2 separate regions of the Mus musculus genome follow, and region 2 is linked to region 1. A link is a loop called in an ENCODE intact Hi-C map of the cell type or tissue named here. Cell type or tissue: left cerebral cortex. All regions are shown on one strand. Each heading gives the region's core, and the rest is flanking DNA. Links, peaks and the distances in the headings are about the cores only.

Region 1 (2,804 bases), core at 263-2,762:
TCCAACTTTCCTCTCATCAAGACCATTTTTAACTTACTAATTCCTCGTCCCCCAAAGGCCTTGTGATTTGAGGAGCCAGAAAAACATTTGCCCCAGACACCCACATTTTCTAGTAGCAGGGTACTATGTGCATCGATGGAGAGGAGCCTCCTGGCCCCACTGTAACAGCATTCCTGAAGGACAAGTTTACTTGAAGGACTAATAGCCTCGTGGGTGTCCCTCCTCCCTGTCCAGCACAAGAGGTACCTGTCACAGATATGATTCTGGTACATGGTGTGCCACTAAGAAGGACAGAGGGGAGGAGACTCAACAACACTTTCACACACTGGAGAGTTCTTCCACTTCATCTTTATGACAGTCTCACCAGCTTACAGAGGAGAAAAACGAGGTTGGAAATGGCCGACTCAAGGTTTCATAACCTCTGGTTGGCAAGACTAAGAGAAAGAGCTAATCTGACTCCAAGTCTGTCCTCTAACCATTAAGAAATATGATCTGGCATTCACCTAGCCACATCCGTCCACTTAGCCCTCCCCCTCACCTCCAAATGGAAGTTTCCTCCCAGACCAAAGAGGGCTCTGAGCTTTGGTAAACTCTCTTGAGGCAACCTGCCCCACCCATCAGTGCTCTGCATGGGTCTGGCCTCCCCTTTACTCTAAAACACAGCTTGAGGTGAGCCTGCTACTTAATTGTTTGATGGAAGAACTTCCTTGCCCCGACCCTGAGCTATCCCACATGTAGCTGTACATCACTGTGAGGCAGGAGGACCCTAAGTTCCAGGCCAGCCTGGAGTCTGGAGTGAGAATTTATCTAAAAAAAAAAAAAAAAGCCAAGTACTGCAGCAAGCTATTTCAAGCAAAATAAACCAAACACCCCCCCAACACAGACACAGACACACACACACAGACACACACAGACACACAGACACACACAGACACAGACCACACACACAGACACACACACACAGACACACACACACACACACAGACACACACACACACACACACACACAGACACACACACACACACACACACACACGATCTCATCCTTCCCTCTACAAGCAACGGTGACTTCTGCAAGCCCAGAGGCATGAGTGCTCTTGGCAAGGTGGTGTTCGAGGCCTCACAGTTTCTGTGTTGAGTCCCAGTGTGTCCACCCCTGTCAATGTTGCCATTTGGCAGGACCAAGTGACCTAGTTTCTCCCCACACCCCTCCCCCCGCCCCCCTCCCCGCCAGAAGCTAGGCTGCAGGCTGTGCAGAGTTTGGCATCTGCGGGTCTTTTCTGCCCTCTGCTGGTCGCTAGGCAGGAGGCTCGCCAGGGCTAGCAATCCCACGTGGGTCTACTGCGGGGAACTGACTCGCAGGCCTATAAATGTTTGCTGAGTTAACTGAGTAAGAGGATTGTGTACCGTTCTAGGCTCTGGGGCCTAAGGAGGCCAGAGTCAGGACTGCTGCTCTGCAAACTCGTTACATTCAGCCAAACCAGGGCCCAATTCCCCAGTTGCTTTCCTTCTTTTTGCTTCCCCACAGGCTCCTCCTCTTCCCTCCCTCAAGGACTGTTGCCTGGCTAGGGAGAACTGAGTCAGCAAAGCCAAGTCAGTAAGTTGCCCCACCACCTGTTGCGTTACCTCTGACCAGTCCCTTAAAGCCATCTGAAGTCCCTCCTTGATTATCTCGTTTCCTCTCCGAGTCGTTGCTTCTGTTTTCTTGTGGCATCTTCAGAACACTCTTTTTACTTGCTACTGAATCTGTTCCTGACACATCTACTGGAAGTCCTGGCTCTGTCCCAGGTCATCACTCAGAAGTTTGATCTGTCTGCCCTCCTGGTGGCCTTTCAGAGCCTTCACTAGCAACTACATCTCTGAGACTTCCGTTTCCCTAAACACAAGCAGAAAGCCCACTCAGAGCCCTCTACTTTTGAGAGATTTGTCTTGATAAAGACATCTTAAAAACCAAAAAGTCTAGAAGACTCACAAAAGGACCACCTAGTGCTGACGGTTTTATAGGTCATGACAGCCTGCCACAGCAGCCCTCTGAGTAGTATGGTAAAAGAATTGGAGAGGCTTTTAATTTCTATGTATACTGTGTTTTCTATTTAAAATGTACGTACGGAGCTCTTTCATGTGCTGTATATCAGGGAATGAAATTTGTTATTTTGTTTTTAAACTAAATTTAAGGATGAGGAAAGTGGGGCCACAGAGAAGAAAATATTTCTCTGGTGATTATACAGGAAGAAAAAAACAATGATGCTCACACCCAACCTTCCAATCCCCAAACCTTGGGTGTTCATTCCAAGAACACTGCTGGCTCTGCATCTTGAAAAACGTGAAAGAACAGAAACCAAAACCTAAGTAAAGCAGAGAAAAAGAATCAAGCAGTCATGTGCTGTGTTTAACGTATTCAAACAACCGCATAAAGGATGGGCTATTCTTCCCACCTGACTTTCCACAGTTAGTATTCAAAACTACACTTAAGAGGCTGGGCCCACTCAGTAAAGCGCTTGTGGTGCAAACATGAGAATCTGAGCTGGGAACCCCAGAACCCTGGTAAAAGTCAGTCAAACCTGGCAGTAATAAGCTTAGTGTGGGGTGGGTGAGATGGGTGGAGATGGGCGGATCCCTGATTGTTAGCCAGGTACCATTTCCTGTCTGTTGTTAATGTTAAGTAACTGACTAGAAGCAATCTAAGGAAAGACTGTTTCATCTAGTTTACCCTTCCTAGTCACAGGACAACATAGAGGAAAGTCAAAGCAGGAACCTGAAAGTGAATTTTTTTCTTTTTCTTTTTTTTTTTTTTGTAGTGTTAC
Region 2 (2,804 bases), core at 36-2,535, 240 kb before region 1:
CGCCTGGACGCCAGCGAGGCGGTGGTGTTCTCCTTAGAGGTTCTTAGCCAAGGACTTAAATTCTCCGGGGTCGGCTGGGTCTTAGGGCTATGGATCTTCACCGAGGCAGGTGTGCAGAACTCCAGCAGTAATCTTTCGTTCCCAATGTCGGTCAGCCAGTGTAGAGACAAAAGTGGAGGAGCCAGGAGGAACCGTCCTTGCACTCACAGCTGCTAAGGAGGGTGCATAGGTGACTGGAAAGGACGGATTAAGGTCCTCCTAAGGAGAGGGACAGGGTGCAGAATGTGGCCAAGGGCTGCGGGGTGGGGGCACGGGACGAGAGAAAAACGATGTGCGCCAGCCCCCCCCCCCCCCCCGCGCGCGCAAAAAGCCGGGTCTCAGCACAGACCTGTCAAGGTTCGGAGATCGGTATTTTAAAGGCAGGGATATTAGGATGTGGGTGTGCGTATGGGGGGTTATCTTTAGTAAGAATCCCTCGTGCAACCAAGACTAGGGTAAAGAAGCTCCAGCCGATGCTGGAGCAGCGGCCGGGATTCCAGTTCAGGCTCGGGCTCGTTCGGCTGCGCCTTCTTTGCGTTTGGCCTGAATCGTTAATTTTCATATACGTGTTCATATTTTGGTGTGCTCTATCCTTTTAGGAAATGCCCTCTTCCTTTCTTCCTTCCTTCCTTCCTTCCTTCCTTCCTTCCTTCCTTCCTTCCTTCCTTCCTTCGTGTTCTCTCTCTCTCTTCTTTTTCTCGTTTACCCGCTTCGTTCGATCTGCTGTTCGCTCTTTTCGTTCGTCTATTTGTCTATTTACTCTTTTTCGTTCCTCTCCCCATCTCACCGACGGACTTGGCTAGTTACCTTTGTTCTTCAGACTGTAATCCGTTGTTTTGTTCAATTTCCCCCTCTCCCCTTGGGCTGATTGCATCCTTTGGCTTTCTTTCGCCTCGTTTCGTTGCGACAACAGACACTGCCCGCCCATTCAATCCCACTCCTTTTCGTAGTGCGATCAGACCCACGGCTGTCCAAGAACCCGAACAGTCGGTGCAAGAGGCTGCGCATCGGCGGGGACACTGGACTGTGGTGGGGTGTTGCGGGGCGCGATCCCAACCCAGACGGGTACCTGTCCCTGGCGGTGCTCTGGGCGCTGCGTGGCTGCCGCCGTCTGGCAGGGATCAGAGGAGCCAGGCCAACTGCTTCTCATTAAGTCCCAACTGTGGTTTTTATCAGGAGAGCCTTTTTCAAACGGCATTAGACACGAAGCTCCGCGGACTTGCTCATTTCCTCCGATGACCCCAACACACCTCCCGGGCCTCCCCTGCACACTCCCGCCACCCGGACGGGACGAAGCCAGGAGCTGCTCGCTGCCCAGCCTCTCTGAGGAGGCCCGCGAGGAGCAGGCGATTGCCGCATTGGCGGATCTCCCGGGATCTAGTTTTGGGTCTAGGCTACGAAATGTGGCTGCATACGAGGGGTGGGCGTGGGTGCTGAGCCACTCGTGGGTCAGCGAGTACAGTGGGCGGCAAAAGAGTCTTGGCAGGCCCTGCCACTCAGGCGCATTCTCAGATAATGGTACGGTCCGACCCGCCTTAGCACACAGGGCACGGTCCCCGGAGTGGGATGCGCCCTGGGATTTAGGATAGTTCGGGACCGCTTCCGACGGCTCAGCGGTGATGATTCGGTGCCGAGATGCCAACTGCAAGAAGGGTAGCCATCCCCGTGGCGACGGGGAGGCCAAGTTAATCTGAGAAACAAGAACATAGTTATTTGATCTTGAAGACAGTCCCAGTTCTGAGGGGGAGCAGCCACCGCCACTCTGCGGAGCGACTTAACGGCATCAGAAAACCTTTTCCTGCAGAGGCTGGGCCCGAGGATGAGAGCTGGGTAAGTCCAGGACACAGCCTTTCCCTCGCTGAGTCCAGTTTGGCCACTAAGTCGAGGCCCAGCCTCTACGCCCTCAGCGGGCGCCATGCACAAAAGCAGAACTCTTCTCTCCCAGCTTTGGGGCCCAGTTAGGCTCCGGGGCCCTCCACCCAGTCCCCTCTTCTGGGTCGGTGGCAGAGAGGCTCGGCTCCGGATGAGCGCGATCTCTCCTCCCAGGTTCAATCACCTTGGGGGTCGGAATGGGCCCAAGATCGTCCCTACTCCACCCTCCTTTGACCTCCCGCCTCCCATTGCCTCTGCCGGCCGGGGACACAGGCGATTCTGCGGTCCCCAATGCCCTGGCCTTGTCCGGCCAGGCCAGCAGCGATCTAGCGAGGGAATCGTGGAAAATGCGAGACGTACCCAAAGTTAAGAAGCAAGAAAGCGGGAGAGTCGGGGAGACCAGGAAGGGCTGGGGATAAGAACGACATGGGGTTCCACCACCACCCCCGACCCCCGGCGTGTTACCTTCCGCGGAGCCCTCGTAGAAGTGGCCGCCGTTGAGCACCGGGCCTGGCCCGAGGTCCTGCAGGTACTTGGCGGGCGGCTTGGCGGGCTCTGGGAGGTAGGGTTCCAGGGGCCCACAGGCCGGGAAGCGGCTCAGGCGCGGACCGCGGGGTGGCGCGGGGTGCAGGTGAGGCGCAGCATCGGGAGTCCCCTGGGGACCCGGAGCCTCGTCCCCCGCGGCCGCGTAAGGACCGGCCGCCGGCCCCACGGAGAAAGGCGCGCAGCGCTCGGGGTCCATGCCGGCTCGGGCTCACAGGCCGCCGGAGCTCCGGGGCTCCCGCTAACCCGCGCGGCCTGTGAGCCAAGGGGGAGGGACCTGGGCTCGGGGGCGCGGAGCCCCCGGGAGCGGCGCGCGCCGCGGGGGGTGGGGGGCAGGAGAGGGGGCCGCG

Evidence for each region. Peaks named below come from ENCODE experiments on the same cell type or tissue, not always from the same donor. Only the 100,000 strongest peaks of a DNase experiment are listed, where the experiment ranks them.
Region 2: it touches region 1 in a loop (2.2-fold over the local background); 3 of 42 quality-filtered maps call a loop at or near these places.

The regions. Positions count from the first base shown.
Region 1 is chr3:107,355,820-107,358,623 of GRCm38, reverse strand. No RefSeq gene overlaps it. Among named protein-coding and RNA genes, the nearest start is that of Gm35700, 7.6 kb to the left of the region's middle. In left cerebral cortex, for the core only: CTCF peaks have their summits at 1,119 and 1,324 (motif pointing left); a DNase peak (open chromatin) is centred at 1,286.
Region 2 is chr3:107,595,025-107,597,828 of GRCm38, reverse strand. Alx3 (aristaless-like homeobox 3) reads right to left here and starts at 2,798. Exons shown (of 4, transcript NM_007441.3): 1 at 2,377-2,798. The coding sequence starts at 2,653. In left cerebral cortex, for the core only: no CTCF peak of the experiment used is centred there; a DNase peak (open chromatin) is centred at 972; H3K4me3 peaks cover 452 bases.